Regions from separate parts of the Homo sapiens genome. Here region 2 is linked to region 1. Evidence: read pairs that join two places in POLR2A ChIA-PET (ENCODE). Cell type or tissue: Panc1. All regions are shown on one strand. Links, peaks and the distances in the headings refer to the core of each region. The heading gives the core; the rest is flanking DNA. Region 1 overlaps STYXL1 (serine/threonine/tyrosine interacting like 1). Region 2 has its middle 75 kb from the start of SRRM3.

The links. Peaks named below come from ENCODE experiments on the same cell type or tissue, not always from the same donor. Only the 100,000 strongest peaks of a DNase experiment are listed, where the experiment ranks them.
Region 2: POLR2A ChIA-PET joins it to region 1 with 10 read pairs; 4 of 35 experiments call an interaction of 5 or more read pairs at or near these places.

Annotation. Positions count from the first base shown.
Region 1 is chr7:76,020,586-76,031,889 of GRCh38, forward strand. STYXL1 (serine/threonine/tyrosine interacting like 1) reads right to left here. Exons shown (of 9, transcript NM_001317785.2): 2 at 9,836-9,942; 3 at 8,057-8,118; 4 at 1,266-1,407. The coding sequence starts at 9,938. Among named protein-coding and RNA genes, the nearest start is that of STYXL1, 22 kb to the right of the region's middle. In Panc1, for the core only: no CTCF peak of the experiment used is centred there; no DNase peak of the experiment used is centred there.
Region 2 is chr7:76,121,308-76,132,611 of GRCh38, forward strand. No RefSeq gene overlaps it. Among named protein-coding and RNA genes, the nearest start is that of SRRM3, 75 kb to the right of the region's middle. In Panc1, for the core only: no CTCF peak of the experiment used is centred there; no DNase peak of the experiment used is centred there; H3K27ac peaks cover 736 bases.

The sequences.
Region 1 (11,304 bases), core at 1,328-9,327:
CCACTTATAGGTGTGGTGGTTTAAAAATATGTCCACAACACTTTTAAAAGCTTAAGTCTCAGGCAACACAGCAAGACCCAGTCTTTACAAAAAGTAAATAAATGAGCTGGGTACCTTATCTTGCCATATCACCCAGGCTGGTCTTGAACTCCTGGGCTCAAGTGATCCTCCTGCCTCAGCCTCCCCAAGTGCTGGGACTACAGGTATGAGTCACTGGGCCTGGCTTCCTCACAGCTCTTGATGTTAGTTAGCGTCCTTGTAAGCTGTTCTGCAGATCCAAGTAAAGCCCTTGGTTCCTGGTGCATGGCACACATGGAACTGTCCCCATAAACTTTGTGAAATCAGCAAAGAAGGGAGGGGAACAAATGAAAATAAAGCAAGCTTGCAGCACATTCAGCATTCATCACTAAGTCACCTTGCTTGCTCTCCAACCTGCTTGCTCACAGCTGTTTGATGTGTATTGTCCTAGAATCACATAAGACCCTGTTACAAGAATTTTTTTTTTTTTTTGAGAAGGAGTCTCGCTCTGTCGCCCAGGCTGGAGTGCAGTGGCGTGATCTCCGCTCACTGCAAGCTCTGCCTCCTGGGTTCACGCCATTCTCCTGCCTCAGCCTCCCAAGTAGCTAGCAGGGACTACAGGCGCCTGCCACCATGCCCGGCTAATTTTTTGTGTATTTAGTAGAGACGGAGTTTCACCGTGTTAGCCAAGATGGTCTCAATCTCCTGACCTTGTGATCCGCCCGCCTCGGCCTCCCAAAGTGCTGGGATTACAGGCATGAGCCACCGCGCCCGGCCAAGAATATAGTTCCCCTTAACTGCTCTGTAGGTGACAACTTGAACATCATGGAACACTGTTTTCCCTTTGAGATATTCTTTCAGGTCCCGCGTACTGATGAAACCACTGACATCAGCTGGTCTGACGGGCCCCACAGGAGCTGACTCACCAAAGAACGCAGTTTCCACGTCCTGATTATTTCATCCCCCTTTCCTCAACCAATCAATGACCCCAACTTTCCAGTCCCTCACCCTCCCCAATCCCCTTAAAAACCCCATTCCAAACTCCTTGGGGAAATGTATTTGAGGGCCTCCTCCCATCTCCTTGCTCGGTATCCAGTGATCATGAAGCTCTTTTTCTGACGCAAACCCTGCTGTCTCAGTGTCATTGGCCTGTTCCCGTGCCATGGGCATATGAACCTGTTGGTCCTATAACAAATTTGTTCAATAGCCGTTAACTATTATTCTTGCTGCTGTTGCATAAAACCCACCTTTGCCATCACCATCAGAGTCTGAATCATCATCATCATCTTTTAAGAGTATCTCCAGGGTGCTGCTGTTGTTATCATACACCACGCAGTACTTCACACACTCCAGGTCCACAGACTCCGGGAGAAGATATTCATTATTTTTCTTAAAAAAAAAAACACACACACACAAGAGAGGCCTGTTGGTGGGCAGGTTCGGTTGAGCAGAGACTCCCTGCATAGCAGCACTGGGAGGAGCTAAGACCGCACTCTCTCCCCTGACTATACACACAGGCCCAGAAGCACTGAGACAGTGGATGGAGAGTCTGTTAAATCCCAAGGATCCTCCACAACTGTGTTCCCTTCTGAGAAAAGCTGACCACAGCTGACTGGACCAGAGAGAAGTGCCTGACCAAAGAACAGCTGGTCTGCTGACTGATCCACAGCCTATTAGGTACCCTGGTGTCAGAGAAACCATGGTCAATTGAATTAGTGATATCCTTTCTCATGGGGAGAGTGTTTGGCAGTGGAGATTGAATCCAGAAATACCAGACTGGATGCAGTGGTTTGCACCTGTAATCCCAGCACTTCAGGAGGCCAAGGCAGGAGGATTGCTTGAGGCCAGGAGTTCCAGACCAGCCTGGACAACAGCAAGATCCCCGACTCTATGAAAAAAAAAAAAATACAAAAATGCCAGGCATAGTGGCATGCGCCTGTAGTCCCTACTACTCAGGAGGCTGAAGTGGACGGATCACTTGAGCCCAGGAGGCGGAGGCTGCAGTGAGCTGCGATTGTGTCACTGCACTCCAGTCTGGGTGACAGAGCAAGACCCTGTCCCAAAACAACAACAACAAGACAAAAAACACCCCAAAAAAGGACAGTAAGTAGACAGTGTGTAGAAGCAGAAGTCATGAGTGAGCAGAAGGAATGAGATAGACTAGAAGATCAAATGTGGCTGGCCATGGTGGCTCATGCCTATAATCCCAGCTACCTGGGAGGCTGAGGTGGGAGGATCGCTTGAGCCCTGGAGTTCAAAGCTGCAGTGAGCTATGATTGCACCACTGCACTCCAGCCTGGGTAACAGAGTGAGACTATGTCCCAAAAAAACAAAAATAAAACAAAAACAAAACAAAACAAACAAACAAACAAAAAACCTCATGGATCATAAGATGTACTAACAATTTAACCAGGAGTGTGCACAAAAGAGGGACTTACTGGCAGGTAACACTCCAGGGTAAGGCAAAGATGCAGCCGGTTTCCAAACCTAAAGCAGCTGGCTTTAGGACCCAGAGACCCTAAAGCCCAGACTTCCTTCGGGCTCTCTTCCTCTCTGCTTCCCACTCCACCCCTCCACACTGACTTCCCCTTCTCAGACAGCTTCCTCCAGAGGCTTAAGTCACGAACCCCAGCAATGCTCAGACTCCCATCTTCCCAATTCCACCACCAGGCTGGACAGAGACACCTTTCTTCTAATTCCAATTCTGATTGGCTCAGCTTTCATCCCAGACCCAGGACCAATCACTGTGGCCAGCGTTCTGGATATTATTTTATTTTAGAGACAGGGTCTCACTCTGTTGCCCAGGCTGGACTGCAGTGGTGCAGTCACCGCTCACTGCAGCCTTGAATTCCTGGGCTCAAATGATCTTCGCACTTCAGCCTCCTGAGTAGCTGGGACCACGGGCATGCACCACCATACTTGGCTAATTTATATATTTATATCTATATATATAGATATATTTGTAGAGACAAAAAAAGCCGGGTGTGGGAGGGTGCACATGTAGTCCCAGCTACTCGGGAGTCTGAGGTGAGAGGATCACTTGAGTCTGGGAGGTGGAGGCTGCAGTGAGCTATGATTGCATCACTGCGCTCCAGCCTGGGTGACAGCAAGACTTGTCTCAAACCAACAAGGCCGGGCGCGGAGGCTCATGTCTGTAATCCCAGCACTTTGGGAGGCCAAGGTGGGCGGATCACCTGAGGTCAGTTCGAGATCAGCCTGGCCAACATGGTGAAACCTCATCTCTACTAAAAATACAAAAATTAGCCAGGTGTGGTGGCACACGCCTATAGTACCAGCTACCAAAGAGGCTGAGGCAGGAGAATGGCTTGAACCCGGGAGGCAGAGGTTGCAGTGAGCCGAGATCGCGTCACTGCACTCAAGCCTGGGCAACAGAGTGAAACTGTCTCAAAACAACAAGAACACCACCACCACTTAAAAAGAAGGCAGTAAACAGATGCCTTCTCAGGTCCCACTGTGTTGTCCAGGCTCGTCTCAAACTCTTGAGCTCAAGCAAACTCCCCACCTCGGCCTCCCAAAGTGTTGGGATTACAGACTTAAGCCACCGTGCCTGGCCAGAATATTACTTTAGAGAGCACCACTAGAAACCCATGGTTTGAGCAGAGAGAGGAGACGTTCCCCTCAAAAAGGGGGAGGTGTTGGGCAGAAAAACAACCGATATTCACCACACCCACTTTTAGGGAAAAAGACACTACCATATTAAAAGTACAAATCAGGCCAGGCCTGGTGGCTCATGCCTGTCATCCCAGCACTATGGGAGGCTGAGGAGGGAGGACTGCTTGAGCCCAGGCGTTCAAGACCAGCCTGGGTAACATAGCGAGACCCCATCTCTACAAAAAATACAAGTTAGCTGGGTGTGGTGGTGCACACCTATGGTCCCAGCTACTGGGAAGGGTAAGGTGGGAGGACTGCTTGATCCTGGGAGTTTAAGGCTGCAGTGAGCTGTGATGGTGCCATTGCACTCCAGCCTAAGCGAGAGAGTGAGACCCTGTCTCAAAACAAAACAACAAAACAAAAAAAACAAAACAAAAAAAAGCCATACAAATTGGCCAGGTGCGGTGGCTCACACTTGTAATCCCAGCACTTTGGGAGGCCAAGGCAGGCGGATCACAAGGTCAGGAGTTTGAGACCAGCCTGACCAATATGGTGAAACTCCATCTCTACTAAAAATGCAAAAATTAGCCAGGTGTGGTGGTATGCGCCTGTAGTCCCAGCTACTTGGGAGACTGAGGCAGAAGAATTGCCTGAACCTGGGAAGCGGAGGTTGCAGTGAGCCAAGATCGTACCACTGCACTCCAGCCTGGGCGACAGAGTGAGACTCTGTCTCAAAAAAAAAAAAAAAAAAAAATTCAACAGTACGACATATTCTGTTTTCAAAAAAAAGTTACAGTATGGGATACATGTGCATCATAGAAGGAAACATGGCAGCACAGTGCTGCTAAGGTGTCAGGTGAGAGTGGAAGTGTACTGGGAATGAGGCTGGAGACAGAGGTGGTCAGATCTAAGAAGGCTGAGAACACGGGCGGGAGGGGGGTGGGGCTGGGAGCCTTTCTGTCCTGCTAGGGCTGGGAATGCCCTGAAGGCCTCAATCTGCTAACTGGGAAGCTAGAGAGGGAAGGCAAGAGCCAAGAGTGCGCCACTGCACTCCAGCCTGGGCGACAAGAGCAAGACTTTGTCTCAAAAAATAAAAATAAAAATTAAAAAAAAAAAGCTATCAGTCTGAATTGGAGACGCTGAGGGGCAGAGGCCCAGAGCAGGAGGTGCTGCCAGAATCAAAGAAATGCACAGACTTGAGAGCTGAGTGGGAATAGAGGCCCATACATCATGAGGGGCTCTGAATCGGTTGCAGCAAAAGGCCTGCAATGGGGATTAAGAGTAAGATTATGGGCCTGGTGTGGTGGCTCATGCCTGTAATCCCAGCACTTTGGAAGGTCAAGGCGGGTGGATCACCTGAGGTCAGGAGTTCAAGACCAGCCTGGCCAACATGGCGAAACTCCATCTCTACTAAAAATATAAAAATTAGCCAGGTGTGGTGGCGGGTGCCTGTAACCCCAGCTACGAGGGAGGCTGAGGCAGGAGAATCCCTTGAACTTGGGAGATGGAGGTTGCAGTGAGCTGAGATTGTACCACTGCACCGGGCAGACAGACAGAGCAAGATTCTGTCTCAAAAACACAAAAAGACAAAAAGACAATAATGATGGATTTGTACGGGGAAATATCCTGGAAAAATACAGCCTGCCCATGCTCCCTGCTGAGTTATTGAGTTATGTGCAGAAAAAGCAGCACAGAGGCCGGGCGCGGTGGCTCACGCCTGTAATTCCAGCACTTTGGGAGGCTGAGGTGGGCGGATCATGAGATCAGAAGATCGAGAGCATCCTGGCTAACACGGTGAAACCCCGTCTCTACTACGAATACAAAAAATTAGCCAGGCATGGTGGCGGGCGCCTATAGTCCCAGCTACTCGGGAGGCTGAGGCAGGATAATGGCGTTAACCCGGGAGGTGGAGCGTGCAGCGAGCTGAGATTGCACCACTGCACTCCAGCCTGGAGGACAGAGCAAGACTCTGTCTCCAAAAAAAAAAAAAAAAAAAAAAAAAAAAAAAAAAAAAGCAGCAGAGACAGGGTGTGGAAAAGTACAGCGGGAATGGGGAGGAAAGGGGAATTTTAGAAGACAAAGTTTTATTTTATTACTTTTGAGACAGGGTCTTGCTCTGTCGCCCAGGCTGGAGTGCAGTGGTGCAATCAGCCTCCTGGACTCAAGTGATCCTCCCATCTCGGCCTCCCAAGTAGCTGGTACTACAGAGGTGCCCCACCACACTGAGTTAATTTTTCAATTTTTTTGTAGAGACAGGGGTCTTGCTATGTTGCCCAGGCTGGTCTTGAACTCCTGGACTCAAGCAATCCTCCTGCTTCGGCCAACCAAAGTGCTAGGATTACAGGAGTAAGCCTCCATGCCCCGCCCAAAATTTTAGATGTAAACTTGCCAGGAATGCTAATTGCATGTGGATATGTCATTGCAGCTGTAAGCTCCAGTGAAATCTCTGGCAAGAAAGTACCCTGACAGATGTGGAGATCAAGGACAGACCAGCAGTTACATTCAGGTGGCAGAAGGAGAAAATGAAGGTGAACCAAAGAGATAGAAAATAAACCAGGAGGCCAGGCTCACGCCTGCAATCCCAGCACTTTGGGTGGCTAAGACAGGCAGATAACGAGGTCAGGAGTTCCAGACCAGCCTGGCCAACATGGTGAAACCCTGTCTCTACTAAAGATACAAAAAAAGATAAGAAAAAATTAGCCAGGTGTGGTGGCGCACGCCTGTAATCCCAGCTACAGGCTGGAGGCTGAGGCAGGAGAATCATTTGAACCTGGGAGGCAGAGGTTGCAGTGAGCCGAAATTGTGCCACTGCACTCCAGCCTGGGTGACAGGGAGAGATTCTGTCTCAAAAGAAAAAAAAAAAGAATAAAGAAAAGAAACCAGGAAAGTCAAAGAGAACCTCCAAGTTCAGGGCAGAGAATTTGATCAGGACTGCAGAGGGGAGAGACGGGTCCTGGGCAAAGGCTGCCAGGCTTCACAATCATGAGGGAGAAGACACCCTGGAGGCGTGGGGAAAAGGTTTCGCTGCAGTAGGGGACATGGTGACTGTGTGCAGGGCTCTGTCCACTCCTCAGGATGGGGAAGGGAAGAGGGGACAGGAGGGGAATGGAAGAGGGGAGGGGATGGGAAGGAAAAAAGGGAGATGCTTCCATCTTTGGATTATAGCCAATTATCTCTAGGGTTTATTGTCTGTTTGCTAAATAGAAGAGAAGGTCCATGACAGCCTGGGCAACATAATAAGATCCTGTCTTTAAAAAAAAAAAATTAGCATGTTGGCACAAGTCTGCAGTCCCAGCTACTCAGGAGGCTGAGATAGGAGGGTTGATTGAACCCAGGAGTTCAAGCCATGATTGTGCCACTGCACCCCTGCCCGGGTGACAGAGCAAGACCCTGTCCCTAAAAATTTACAACATAAAGCTCCAAAAATAAAGATAAAAATGAAAAAAATATATAAAAACAACACATAAAAACAGAAAAAATAATTAAAAACAACAAAAAAAGAAAGCTCCACAACGGCAGGGACAATGAACTCAGGCTGTTGTATTCTGTTGTATCCCCAGGGTCTGGAACAATACCTGGCATATCAAGGAATTAAATCAATATTTGGCCAGGCTTAGGCGGCTCACATGTGTAATCCCAGCGCTTTGGGAGGCTAAGGCAGGAGGATGGCTTGAGTCCAGGAGTTCAAGAGCAGCCTGGGCAACACAGTGCAACCCCATTTCTATAAAAAATACAAAAATTAGCCAGGCCTGGTGGCATTCCCCATTGTAGTCTCAGCTACTCTGGAGGCTGAGCGGCGTAGGATTGCTCGAGCCCAGGAGATATATATATATTTTTTAGACCAACACTCACTCTGTTGCCCAGGCTAGAGTACAGTGGCGTGATCTCAGCTCACTACAAACTCCGCCTCCCAGGTCCAAGCGATTCTCATGTCTCAGCCTCCTGAGTAGCTGGGACTCAGGCGTAAGCCACCACACCTGGCTAATTTTTGTATTTTTAATAGAGATGGGGTTTCACCATGTTGGCCAGTCTGGTCTTGAACTCCTGACCTCAGGTGATCTGCCCGTCTCAGCCTCACAAAGTGCTGGGACTGCAGGCATGAACCACCATGCCCAGCCAAGCCCAGGAGTTTAAGGCCGCAGTGAGCTATGATTGTGCCACTGCACTCCAGCCTGGATGACAGAGCGAGACCCGGTCTCAAAAATTAAATCAGTATTTGTCTAATGGAGTTGTTGACCATTCTTGGGGGATGGGAGGACACCTGAGAAAATGTGTGAGGGTGAGAGGTGTGGAAGACCACCACGGTGGGCACATAGAAAACAGTCCTGCTTCTGCTGCCCGCTGGATTGAGGGTGAAACTTCCCACTCTTCCCCACCCCACTGCAAGGTAGCCAGCCTGCCCCAGATCCTGACGCTGCCCATGTACCTTCTTCACTCGAAGGGCAGTGATCACATGGCTTTCGTCATACTCCCATTTGGAACGGACATCTGGAAAGGAAACGTATTTAAGAACTGAATTTGCAAAGGAACATACGACCAAACTACTCAGAGGACCTACGTCGTCATCAACGTCTATTTGTTTGGCAGTTAAGGGATAGTCATTGTCAGTTTAAAACTTGAGATGTGGGGCTGGGCGCGGTGGCATGCACCTGTAACCCCAGCACTTTGGAAGGCCGAGGCAGGTGGATCACTTGAGCCAGGAGTTCAAGACCAGCCTGGCCAACACGGCGAAATCCCATCTCTACTAAAAATACAAAAATTAGCCGGGCGTGGTGGCAGCGCCTGTAGTCCCAGCTACTCACGAGGCTGAAGGAGAATCACTTAAATCTGGAGGCTGAGGTTGCAGCAAGCCAAGATCACACCATTGCACTCCAGCCTGGGCAACAGAACAAGATTCTGTCTCATAAATAAATAAAAATGGTAAGGGGAAGGAAGAAATCAAATTTGAAGTGAGCTCACACTAAATCCCCATCCAGGTTGGAGTGCAGTGGCATGATCTCGGCTCACTGCAATCTCCGTCTCCTGGGTTCAAGCGATTTTCCTGCCTCAGCCTCCCTAGTAGCTGGGACCACAGGCACATGCCACCACACCCGGCTAATTTTTGTATTTTTAGTAGAGACGGGGTTTCACCATGTTGGCCAGGCTGGTCTCAAACTCCTGACCTCAGTTGATCCGCCCACCTCGGCCTCCCAAAACACTGGGATTACAGGCACAAGCCACCACACCTGGCCTCTTAACAGCTTTCTAAAGCAGCGATCCCCAATCTTTTTGGCACCAGGGACTGGTTTCATGGAAGACAATTTTTCCACGGAACAGGGCAGTGGGCTGGGGGGCGGGGATGGTTTGGGGATGACTCAAGCCCATTACATTTTTTGTGCATTTCTATTATTATTACATTGTAATATATAATGAAATAATTCTACCATCATGTAGAATCAGTGGAAACCCTGAACTTGTTTTCCTGTGACTAGACGGTCCCTTCTGGGGGTGACAGGAGATAGTGACAGATCATCAGGCATTAGATTCTCACAAGGAGAGCGCAACTTAGATCCCTTGAATGCACACTTCACAGTAGGGTTTGCGCTCCTGTGAGAATCTAATGCTGCTGCTGATCTGACAGCAGGTGGAGCTCAGGCGGTAATGCAAGCGATGGGGAGTGGCTGTAAATACAGATGAAGCTTCTGCTTCACCTGCTCACCTGCTGCTCACCTCCTGCTGTGCTGCCTGGTTCCTAACAGACCACAGACTGGTACTGGGGGTTGGGGGTTGCGGACTTCTTTTTTATTTTTTTTTTTCTTTTTTGAGACAGGGTCTCACTCTGTCACCCAGGCTGGAATGCAGTGGCCCAAATCTCGGCTCACTCCAACCTCCACCTTCCAGGTTCAAGCAATTCTCATGCCTCAGCCTCCTGAGTAGCTGGGATTACAGGCATGCACCACTGCAGCTAATTTTTTTGTATTTTTAGTAGAGATGGGGTTTTGCCCTGTTGGCCTGGCTGGTCTTGATCTCCTGGCTTCAAGTGATTCGCCCACCTTGGCCTTCCCAAGTGCTGGGATTACAGGCGTGTGCCACCACACCCAGCCCAGGGATCCCTGTTCTAAAGTCATTCACTGCCCCCCACCCCGCCAAAAGTTTGTTAACTCATCAAAAATAATGTTTGAAGGACACTGTGTTTGACCTCCTCCGCTTTTTTCCAAGTACTTACCCAATAAACAGAGATAGTTGGGGTCTGTTAATCTGGAGAGTTTTGTGGCCTGATTCAGGATGTTGTAAAGCTCTGTTGGTTCACATAAAAGCAAACCAGGCATCCTGCTGGGAAGAATCAATAACACACAAGGGTAACATAACTCTATTTTAGATGAATGACCACAAAGTAATATAATGAATTAAACTCTTTTTTAACATACCTTCAAGCAAAGATGACAGTAATCATGTAAATGATCAGGAATGCTTCAAAACTGTATAGTGAAATATAGTGCGCAGAGGAGAATAAAATCTTAAATACAACATATCTAGCCAGGCGTGGTGGCTCACGCCTGTAATCCCAGGACTTTGGGAGGCCGAGGCGGGTGGATCACTTGAGGCCAGGAGTTCAAGACCAGCCCGGCCAACAATGGCAAGACCCCATCTCTACTAAAAAAAAAAAAAAAAAAAAAAAAAATTGGCCAAGAGTGGTGGCTCACACCTGTAATCCCAGCACTTTAGGAGGCCGAGGCAGGTGGATCACCTAAGGTCAGGAGTTCAAGAGAAGCCTGGCCAACATGGTGAAACCCTGTTTCTGCTAAAAATACAAAAATTAGTCAGGCATGGTGGTGCACATCTATAGTCCCAGCTACTCAGGGGGCTGAGGTAGGAGAGTCGCTTGAACCCAGGAGGCGGAGGCTGCAGTGAGCTGAAATCATGCCATTGCACTCCAGCCTGGGTGACAGAGCGAGACTCTGTCTAAAATAATAATAATAATAATAATTAGCCAGGCATGGTGGTGCACACCTGTAATCCCAGCTACTCGGGAGACTGAGGCAAAAGAATCACTTGAACCTGGGAGGCAGAGGTTGCAGTGAGCCGGAATCATGCCATTGCACTCCAGCCTGGGGGACAGAGTGAGACTCTGTCTCCAAAAAAAAAAAAAAAAAAAAAAAAAAAGTAATATATTGAACTTCAAACAAAGATGAGAGTAACCAAGGAAGTGATCAGGAGGGCTTCAAAAATGTATAGTTGGCTGGGCGCAGTAGCTCACGCCTGTAATCCCAACACTTTGGGAGGCCGAGGTAGGTGGATCACCTGAGGTCAGGAGTTTGAGACCAGCCTGGCCAACATGGTGAAACCCCATCTCTACTAAAAATACAAAAATTACCTGGGAATGGTGGCAGGCACCTGTAATCCCAGCTACTTGGGAGGCTGAGGCAGGAGAATCACTTGAACCCGGGAGGCGGAGGTTGAAGTGAGCCAAGATTGCACCACTGCACTCCAGCCTGGGCTACAGAATAAGACTCCATCTCAAAAAAAAAAAAAAATGTGTAGTGAAATGTGGGCAGAGAATAAAATCTTGAATACAACGTTATCTGAGCCATATACATACCACATGGGCTGTAAAACAGCTGCCAGTTCATTTGCTTATTTAGCAAATAATTACTGAGCACCTACTATGTCCCAGGCACTGGAAATAACTGTGGT
Region 2 (11,304 bases), core at 1,048-9,047, 100 kb after region 1:
TTGAGGAGACAGCATTTGGAGTTCAGGGAGGCCGATGTGACCAGAATTTGCATGGCAAAATATCATGCAAACACTACGGAGGGGAGAGGGCTACACAGAAAAAGCTCCAGGTATCTGCAGAGGGTTCCCTTGAGTGTGGCTGAGTACTGCACATGCATATGAGGAAACTACCCAAGATGAAAGAACCACCAAGTAACATGTAGAACCACAGCACAAAGGACAGGAGGAAGAAATATAAGAATCTTGTTTAAGATTCTTATATGTAAAGTCGTATAATACTATTATTAAAAAAATTTTTTTCTGTAAAGTGGTATAAATATTATTTGAAGGTAAGTTAAAGACGTATTCTGTAAACCCCAGAACAACCAGTAACAAAAACCAAACAAAACCAAACAAACAGAACAAAGAGGTGTAGCTAACAAGCTGATAGTGGAGATAAAGGTGTGGTCATAAAGAAGGCAAAAAAAGAGGAGAAATGGAACTAAAACAAGATGAGATAAACACAAAAAGCAAGATGACAGGAGTAAAACTTCCCTTATCAAAAATCACATTAAATATAAGTGCTATAAACAGTCTGATTAAATGTCAGAGATTATCAGATTAGATTAAAAAACAAGACCTCACTTCATGTTGTCTGTAAGAAATTTACTTTAAATATAAAGATACAAATATGTTAAAAACTAATGAAAGGAAGAGGATACTCTGAAACAATGAAATAGAGCTTAAGTGGTTATACCAATGTTAGACAAAGTAAACTTAAGAACATGGACCATATTATCAAGAACACAGAGAGGTATCTCATCATAAAAAAGGGGTTAATTCTTCAAGAAAACCCAGCAATCCTAAATTTGTATATACTAATAACACTGCTTCAAAACACATAAAACAAAATTTGATAGAACTGAAAGGAGAAACAAATTCACAATGATATTTGGAGATTTCAATACTCCTCGCTTAGTAATTGACAGAGAGGTGATTTTTAAAAAGTCAGTAAAGACAGAAAACTTGAATGATGTTATCAACCAACTTGACCTACCTGACATTGATAGAACACTCAACCCAATAAAAACATAATACATATTCCATCTGACAAAATAATAATGGTAGCATAAACTTACATATAGGTAATGCCTGTTATGCACTAGGTACTTTTACAATGCTATTTTGTATAATCCTCACAAGTCTATCAGGTAGTACACTTATGATATTTACAAATGAGGAAGCTGGGGCTTGAATATGTTAAGTAACTTGAATAATGTTGCAGTCACTTATAAAGACTGGAATTTGAACCCAGGTCTGTGCGCTTAAATCCAAAGCCTGAGCTGTTGATTATGCTACAACTACCTCAGTAAGCCAAAGAGAGGACTGAAGACTCTTAGAATAACACCAATCCCTCTGACTTTAGAGGTCTGTACACCAGTCAAAGACAGGAAAACCCTACTCATTTCCTTTATTGCTTTGCTTATAACATGCTTCCCTCCCACACATACTTTTCCAAAGAGACACTTTTGCTTAAAAAAGAAAAAAAACTCCTTTTAAAATGTAAATGAAGATTAATTCTATTAGCTACTTAAGATCATACAAGTTACTAAAATCAACACTTTGTTGTTTTTCTCTAAGCTTGCTAAAAATCAACCCCTACTAAGAGGCCAGAAGTTTGGATTAGAGAGGGGAAAGTGAGAGACAGTTCAAGTGTTTGGTACACAGGGAGGAGGTGAGTTATGTTTGAACAGCCAATAGGGATTCAGTGTGTAAGGTGAAAGAAGTGAAGAAGAAGGAAACAGGGAAAAGAACAACCTCACCCACATTACAGTTTATAGTTTTGCCTAGGGCTCAAATGGCAAGTGCTTGCTCTTCAACTTAAAGTCACCTTGCGTTTTTTTTTTTTTTTGTTTTTGTTTTTAATCAGGGTCTCGCTCTGTCACCCAGGCTGGAGTACAGTGGCATGATCGCAGCTCACTGCAGCCTCAACCTCCCAGGCTCAAATGATCCTCCGACCTCAGCCTCCAGAATAGATGGGGCTACAGGCACTAGCCGGGCTAATTACTATCATTATTTTTAAGAGATGGGATCTCACTGTTACCCAGGCTGGTCTTGAACTCTTGGGATCAAGCAATCCTCCTGCTTCAGTCTCCAAAATGCTGGGATTACAAGCATGAGCCACTGGACCAGGCTGCACTTTATGTTTTTAATACAGAAACAAAGCTTGTATTTCAGGAATAGCAAGTAGACCATGATTATCAAGCCTTCCATTGCCCAATCTTTCTCTCTCTCTCTCTTTTTTTTTTTTTTTTTTGGAGAAGGAGTCTCACACTCTGCAGCCCAGGCGGGAGTACACCAGCGCAATCTCGGCTCACTGCAACCTCTGCCTTCCAGGTTCAAGTGATACCCCTGCCTCAGCCTCCCAAGTAGCTGGGATTATAGGCATGGGCCACTATGCCTGGCCAATTTTTGTATTTTCAACAGAGACAGGGTTTTGCCATGTTGGCCAGGCTGGTCTCCAACTCCTGGCCTCAAGTTATTTGCCCGTCTTGGCCTCCCAAACTGTTGGGATTAGGGGCATGAGCCTCTGCACCTGGCCGTCTCCATGCTTCTTCCACAGCCTGCAGAACCATGAGCCAAATGAACCTCTTTCCTTTGTAAGTGATCCAGCCTCAGGTATTCTTCTGTAGCAATGCAAAGGGATTAAGCCATTGTTTTATGTACCTTACAGGATAGTTACCAAATTCAGGAAAATTTACATTGATACAATACTTTTACTCAATTGAAAATCCATATTCCAATTTTCTCAATTGTTCACAATGAGCAGTTCACAATTTTCCCAGCCTTTGTTTCTCTCGGCATGACATTTCTGAAGAACACAGGCCAGGTATCTTGTTGAATGTCATTTAGATTGGGTGTCCTCATGACTGGATTCAGGTTGTTAAAAATTTTCAGCTTAGATATTTCATAAATGATGTTGTGTTCTCAAAGTGTCATGTCTGGAAGCACGTAACATCTATCCTTGCCCCATACATCCCCATTTTATAGTTACCATTTCTCCATTTATAATTAATGAATAATCTGGCTGGGCATGGTGGCTCACGCCTGTAATCCCAGCACTTTGAGGCTGCAGTGGTGGGATCACTTGAGGCCAAGACCAGCCTGGGCAACATAGCAAGACCCACCTCCCGTCTCCACAAAAAAAGGAAAAAAAGAAAAATAAATAAATACATAAATAATTCATAGGCAGTGAATTTGAGATCATGTTCATAACTTGTTTCCTAGGAAACTCGCTCCCCTCATCCCAGATTTAGCACCCAGATAAACTTTACCTGAATCAATTTTTACTACTAACATGACTATAACCTCTCTATTTTATTATTATTATTATTTTTTTTTTTGAGACGGAGTCTTGCTCGTTGCCCCAGCTGGAGTGCAATGGCATGATCTCGGCTCACCCCAACCTCTGCATCCCGGGTTCAAGCGAGTCTCCTGCCTCAGACTCCCAGTAGCTGGGATTGCAGGCATGTGCCACCACGCCCAGCTAATTTTGTATTTTTTTAGTAGAGACAGGTTTCTCCATGTTGGTCAGGCTGGTCTTGAACTCCCAACCTAAGGTGATCCGCCTGCCTCGGCCTCCCAAAGTACTAGGATTACAGGCATGAGCCCCTGTGCCGGCCGTATTTCTCTATTTTACTAGTTAAATTAACACATGGATTATGATTTTGTTCATTTATGGTCCTTATTTATTGATTTCTTCACTTTATTTTATTTTTTTTAAGACGGAGTCTCACTTTGTTGCCCAGGCTGGAGTGCAGTGGCACAATCTCAGCTCACTGCAACCTCCACCTCCCGGGTTCAAGCGATTCTCCTGACTCTGCCTCCCAAGTAGCTGGGATTACAGGCACGTACCTCCATACCTGACTAATTTGGTATTTTTAGTAGAGACGGGGTTGCGCCATGTTGGCCAGGCTGGCCTGGAACTCCTGACCTTAGGTGATCTGCCCACCTCGGCCTCCCAAAGTGCTGGGATGACAGTTGTGAGCCACTGTGCCTGGCCTTATTGTCCTTATTTATTTTGACACTCAAATTATCCCAGACTTGGCCAGTGGAAACCCCTCCAAGCTGGCTTCTAGATCTTCTGAAATGTCCTCGAAATATTGAAGGGGCCTTTTTTTCCCTGCCCCAGCCCCAGAATCAGTCATTTCTCTAAGAAGCCCTGGTTCACTTTAACGAATAAAGTGTTTAGAGTCTAAGGTCTGGGTGGTATTGGTATTTTAACTCTAAAAAAGAAAAGATATGCTTTGTAGGATTACTGTCTTCAGATCCATTTGTGAAAGAGGTACACAAGATTCTACTTGTGATGACAAGATTACAGGAGTTCTGAAAGAAAAGGGCACTTTGGAATGTATAAGCAAGTATCTCAGCTTGGCCAACCACTATGACTTCCTCACTCACCCAGACTGTGGAGACTAAAACACTTTAACTGAGTCTTCACAGTCAAGATTTACTTTCTCTGAAGGCGTATCCAACTCTAAAAGAATGTGAAAATAGTCTTCAAATTCCATAGAAGTTTATTTGTATTTTGTCTGCTTCCAAGCTGCTATGTATGGCGTAAAAGCTTTCCTTTATGCTACTAATAGAAACAAGTAAAATACCAAGAGCAAGGGCATCATGGACTAAAGAAGATAAAGAATACAGAATCCAAAAAGTCTGTTTCTAGTCTAGGCCCAATACATTAAAACTGCACTTAGGCTAACCTTATCCAAACACAATGGCCAAACAAGTAATCAGTGTGAAATGCAAAATTTACCTGGCTAAGTTATATTAAGTGATCTGTGAAACAAAGACATAATGGAATCTTCTTTTCTAACATAAATTTTTAAATGCTTTAAGGTCTTTATCCCCAAAAGCTTTCTACTGACAAAAAGCAACTAAAGAACAAAAAATAGAAAGTACAAATCTACCATTCGAAAAGATGGGGGGCGGGGGGAAACAAGAACAAAGGTAAAAACCGTTCTGCATACATATTTTTAAAATAAAAGTCACTTGGATTGTTTCTTTTTTTAATTAATTAATTTTTTTAGAGATGGTGTCTCACTCTGCTGCCCAGGCTGGAATACAATGGCACAATCACAGCTCACTGGAGCCACTAACTCCTAGGCTCATGTAACCCTTCTACCTTAGTCTTCCAAGTAGCTGGGATTACAGGTAGGTAGAAGCCACTGCACCCAGCTCCAGAATTGTTTCTTTTTAAAGTACAGACTCTGCACTAAATTGTAAATCTTCTTTCCATAGTATCATGCACACTGTACAGAGGCTTTTGGGACATAGGTTTTTAAAATCACCAAGGGGAGTCAGCGAATATAAATGACAATTACGTACTTAAGTAACAGAAACTTAATTATATATATATATATTTACTATTTATTATACACATTAAATAACCTGGGTTTCTGAAGTATACACATTGAATAAAGGAATATAATGGAAAAATATTGACCCAGGAGTTAGGAGACCTGAGTTCTCATACACAAACAGATTGTGCAACCTTGGGTAAATCAGTTAACATTTATGGACTTTCATATTGTCATCTGCAAAATGAGGCTATTCGAGCTGATAATTTTATAATTTTTTTACTATTTCATCTGTTATAAATACTTATCATTTCACTACGTATCATCAAGAAACAGACTTTAAGCTAAATAGAAATGAAGGATCTTAATAATAAATGGCCTTTAGCTCCCTGCAAGATTATTCTATCAGAAGAATAACTTGCATTTTAAAAAAGCTAACACTTACTGGAGATCTAACGTGTGTGTCGGGCACTATGCTAAGCTCTTTACATATGTCAACTCATTGAATCCTCATCACATATCTCTGATAGGTATTACTGTCCCTCAGTGTGGACAAGACTTGGAGTTGTTAGTCCGCCCAGGGTCACAAAGGTGGTAAATGACAAAGCTAGGACTCAAACCAGGAGTGACTCCAAAGTCACCTTACTAACCACCTGGAAATTTCACCTCCTAATAAATAAATCATGAGCCGAATACATACTTATTTAATCTCTGGCAGGTGCTAATTTTTTTCCCCTTTTTAGTAGAGACAAAATAGCTACAACTGGCAGCCAACCAAGAAACAACCAAATTAATCATGTAATCATGCAGGTGGTTCCGGATAATTTTTGTATTTTTTGTAGACATGGGGTTTCACCATGTTGCCCAGGCTGGTCTCAAACTCCCAAGCTCAGGTGATCCATTCATCGTGGCCTCCCAAAGTGCTGAGATTATAGGCATGAGCCACTGCATCTGGTATCCATGTCTTAAGGAGAAGTGTGTTTTTGGTAAGCAATATTTCCTTTTATTTCCTTATAATAAAACAAAAGGAAACAGCAAAAGTCACAAAACCTAGAAGATTGGCAAGGGTCTTAAGGGGTAACACTGTCTTATTATTCATTCCCCTGCCTCCAGGGGAGAACTCATTACAATTACCCCAGGGTAGGAACTGGGGAGCAAGAGAGGGGGCTCCCAGAAAACAGGTCTTCTGACAGCATCAGTGTCGGTTCCCAGTCTCCCTCATTATTTCACATTGACTGCATAACTCTGAGTACCAACATAAATTTTCGGAGACCAAGGCCTAACGACAAAGATTCTTTCTTGCTTCATGTTGGGCCATTTCAACTGGCTTGTCTGCTCAATTGTAGAACACCTGTGACTTACGTGACAATCTTCTTGCTGGTTATATGGCACTTTAAGAAGCCGGGTGAATATGATCACCTACATACAAACCCATGCACTGGAAAACAGCTACTATGGCTCACTTTCATCCCCCCAAGAGCCCAACGTGGGCTTTTTCCTATATGCTCTCAATACACTTCCCCAAGACACAAGCTGTCTCTCAAATAAGCTCTCGGGCAGAAAATCTCTCTCTCAGATGACTTTCAAGCCTAGAAATCACCATTTCTGACAAGCTATGAACAGTGAGGGTATTATGCCACAGAACAAACCAAGATCCACAAATGCACAAAAAACAAAACATCCAAAGAGACAGTCACTTGGATAGGCATGAATTTCATAAACAAAACTACCTATTTCAATTCTCTTGACTCCTCCTACAGAGTAAACAAATTTCTCTAAAACACAATGTCTTTTGACCAAAGAGAGTATGGGTTTCATATATTGTCTGACCCTCAAACCCAATTTCAGTCTCAAATCTGAGCTGATGTTCTCAAAAAGTTGACAGAAATTACAAAGCTGAGCCTATAAGCATTTTGGATCTACTCTGTGTCTCACTCAGGCAGAGAAGAAAAAAAAGAGTATCAGAACATTACCCTTCTTTGATCCGACCCTGGAAGACGCACTGAAGATTTCTTCACTGTGGTAACCTCGTGGGTCTTCTCGTTGGTTTTCTTTCCTTCAAACTTGGAGAATGTGAGGGATTGGGCCCCTTGGCTGCTCTGACTGCTGGCAAAGGCCTCTTCCTCCCACTGGAGTCTGCAATTCAAGAGAGGATTAGAATGATCTAGATATTCTCCAAGATTTCTCTGTATCTGAAGGTTATTACTCCATTTATTCAGGAGGATCTAAAGATTTTAGAACTAGAGACTAAATATGCAAAATCAGTCTGAGGTCTCACATAGCTACAGGATGGACTGCTCTTCATGCACTACAGATTTCAAATGGGATCTTCTCATGCTCATTCAGCAACTGCTCTAGGGTTACATGAAAGAAACCAAGTCTAGTCCTTTTCCCCAACAAGCTCAGTGAAATAAAGAAAGTCTAGTCCTTTTCCCTAACAAGCTCAAGGTTGGAACAAACAAAAAGGTAAGTAAACAACTGCTATATAATGGGACAGCTGCTACATCAGAGAGTAAAAATTGAGTGCTGTGAGAACACAGAAAAGAACAACGCAATCTGCTGGAGGAGTCTGATGAGGCTTTACAACGGTGCTGTTTGGGGTGAGTCTTAAAGGACAAACAGGATCCTTTTTTTGTTTCTGTTTTTTTTTTTTTTTTTTTTTGAGACAGTGTGTCACTCCATCACCCAGCCTGGAGTGTAATGGCACGATCTCAGCTCACTACAACCTCTGCCTTCCAAGTTCAAGCAATTCTCATCCCTCAGCCTCCCAAGTTATTGGGACTACAGGCACACACCACCACGCCTGACTGATAAGGATGATTAGGATTCTACGTGAAAGGACATTCCAGGAAGAAGGAACTACGAATGTGCAAGCCTGTGGTTTGCTTCACAACAAGCTGAATGTAGCCAGAGCACTGGCGTGTGATGAACTGTGATGCTGGCTACACAGGAAGGCACCAGAGGGTAGGGAATCTTGATTGCTAAGCCCATTGCTAAGCCTATTCTGGATTTCATCATGCGGTGGGGAAGCAAGAAAGACTGTAAATCCAAAAAGTTATTGTTGTCAGATCTGTGCTTTAGAAAGATCATGCAGGTAGCTGTAAGAACAACTTGAAGGATAGAGAAACCAGAGACATGGACAGGAATTAAGAGTATATTATAAAGGTTTAAGTAAAAGAAAATAAATACCTGGAAAAGAGGAGTAGAAAAGGTAAAATTCAAAAGACTTTTCTAAGTTGGAACAAACAGAACTTGGTCAAATTGTAGGTGCCAAGGGAGGTTAAAGAGAAATCAAGAGTGAAACCAAGGTTTTTTAGCTAACTTGGTAAAGAATGACGCCATTAACTGACTCACGAGAAGGGTTAGGAGGAAAATGTTCAGAATGGGGAGAATAATAAATAAAAGCAATAAATTTGGCTTCGGATTAGCTGCATGTGAACCATCTGTAATAAATAACAAACACAGGCCGGGTGCGGGGGCTCACGCCCTTAATCCCAACACGCTGGGAGGCCAAGGCGGCTGAATCACTTGAGCTCAGGAGTTTGAGACCAGCCTAGGCAACATGGTGAAACCCTGTCTCTACATAAAATACAAAAATTAGCTGGGCATGGTGGCATGCTCCTGTAGTCCTAGCTACTTGGGAGGCTGAAGCAGGAGGATCACTTGAGCCAAGGAAGCAGAGGATGCAGTGAGTTGAGACTGCACCACTATACTCCAGCTGGGGTGACAGAGCAAGACCCTGTCTCAAAACAAAACAAAACAAAAAACCAAGCACTATCTATAAGACAGTGGTTCTCCAAGTGTGATTCCCCAGACAGCAGCAGCAGCATCACCAGGCAACTTGTTAGAAATGCAGATTCTCTAGTCTTACTCCCAAATTACTAAAATCAGAGACTCTAAGGGTAAGGTCCAGCAATCACTGCTTTTACAAGCTTTCCAAGAGATTTAGCAGGGTCACAATTAAAAGCAGTAAGAAATAGAAACAAAAATCACAGGTGGAGGTGCTAAGTCTGAGGATGGAATCAGGACACCTCTTTCTCTGGAACAGACAAGAAGTTAATATAAAGGTATTAGTACATTTTTATGTGGCAAGGGGAGGAAGCTGAGGCAGTTGGTGCCTAGTGCCCTCTACTGTTTTTGAAACAGGATCTGCTACTGACAGCATCAGGCATGCAGTGGAAACCCTGAGGAGATCATTCATGTTCTGGGCTAAAATTTTCTCTTTGATTGACCACAGTCACTGAAAGCAATGTGTAATTTCTAATTCTCTGAGTTCACCACAGATGCCAGCAAAATAGTCACTCAACAAATATTGGCTGACTGGATGAAAAAAACAAAAAAACTACCAAGAAGATTTGGCAGAATTCCATTTGACTTTCTTCTGTTGAAGCAGTTTTAGAATTTCCAAAATGCTCTGGCAAAGAATTAACATTATTCATGGCATTTTATTAGTTCCTATGCTCACTAGCCATCCCATCATTTAATTTTTTTTTTTTTTTTTTGAGACAGAGTCTCACCCTGTCACCCAGGCTGGAGTGCAGTGGCACGATCTCGGCTCACTGCAACCTCCAACACCTGGGTTCAAGCAATTCTCCTGCCTCAGTCTCCTGAGTAGCTGAGATAACAAGTGCGCACCACCACGCCTGGCTAACTTTTTAAATATTTTTAGTAGAGATGGGGTTTCACCATGTTGGTCAGGCTGGTCTCAAACTCCTGACCTCAAGTGATCCTCCCGCCTCAGCCTCCCAAAGTGCTAGGATTACAGGCATGAGCCACTGCGCCTGGCTCATTATTTAATTTTTAACATCACTGTATTTCCAGATAATATAAACTGCCTTTGACTAATCTAATTTTTAAGGAAAAGTTAAATTTCTATAATGCAAGGACTATGTATACAAGTCAACAGATTTCTACTACTGTGTTTTATCACTGAGCTACATGCCACGCTGAATATATTAAAAGAACAAGGGAAATAATGCTTGATGAGTGCCATTTGCAAGCCCTGCACTGGGTACATCATATTTATTAGCTCATTTAATCTTCACCGGGAAATATGCCTATCTCCATTCTTCCACTCCAAGGAGCTTATTGTCTAAATTTGAGAACTAACACAACCCAAAGAATATAATCAGAAGTTAAGACATACACAAAATGAAGAAACTATTGAAAGCTGTTCATTAAAGGTTGACTGAGAAGAAGAGGAGAAAACATCCTTTTCCTTAATTTTAAACTGACTTGCTGATAGGTCAAAGCAGAAATTTAAAAAAATGTATCTGGACGGTGACAGAAGTATGTATCCAGTCACGTCACTGTTCAACTACCCCTAGTTAAGTCCTTTTACCGCTCCGCCAGCTCCCAGTCCTCCTGAATCTCCTTCTGCCTGGCTTTGTGGTACTCTTCCCTCCAGCACTTGGAGCAGAAACCCTGCCAGGCAGGGTTGCCGTAGTAACCACATCCTTCCTTGCACAGGAGGTCTGACTGATGCACATGAATTCCTCAGTGTTCAGACTTAAGGCTCATCTTCTTCCTGCTAACCAATGAACAAATAACAAAGTTCTGTTGAAAAGGAATTATCATTCTACCAACTAAAATCTTACCAATTATGAACAAAAAGTGAGTGATTCCATTATCTTCAAGCTGTAAGAGAGGGAAGAAGGGAATGAAAGAGGGAGGGAATGAGGGAGGGAAAGAGGGGAGGAAGGAAGAAGGAAAAAAGAAAAGTTAACTATGGTAAATTCCTGAAACAGTCATATTAAAGACTTATTCCCTGCCGAAAATACACAGAACCCATTAAGAAAGGGCTAACATTGGATTAAATACCTAAACGTAAAGGCTGGAAACTACAAAACTTAGGGGAAAAGCTTCCCAACACTGGATTTTGCAATGACTTCTAGGATATGACACCAAAAGCACAGGCAACAAAAGTGAAATCAGACAAATACATTAATTACATCAAGATTTAAAA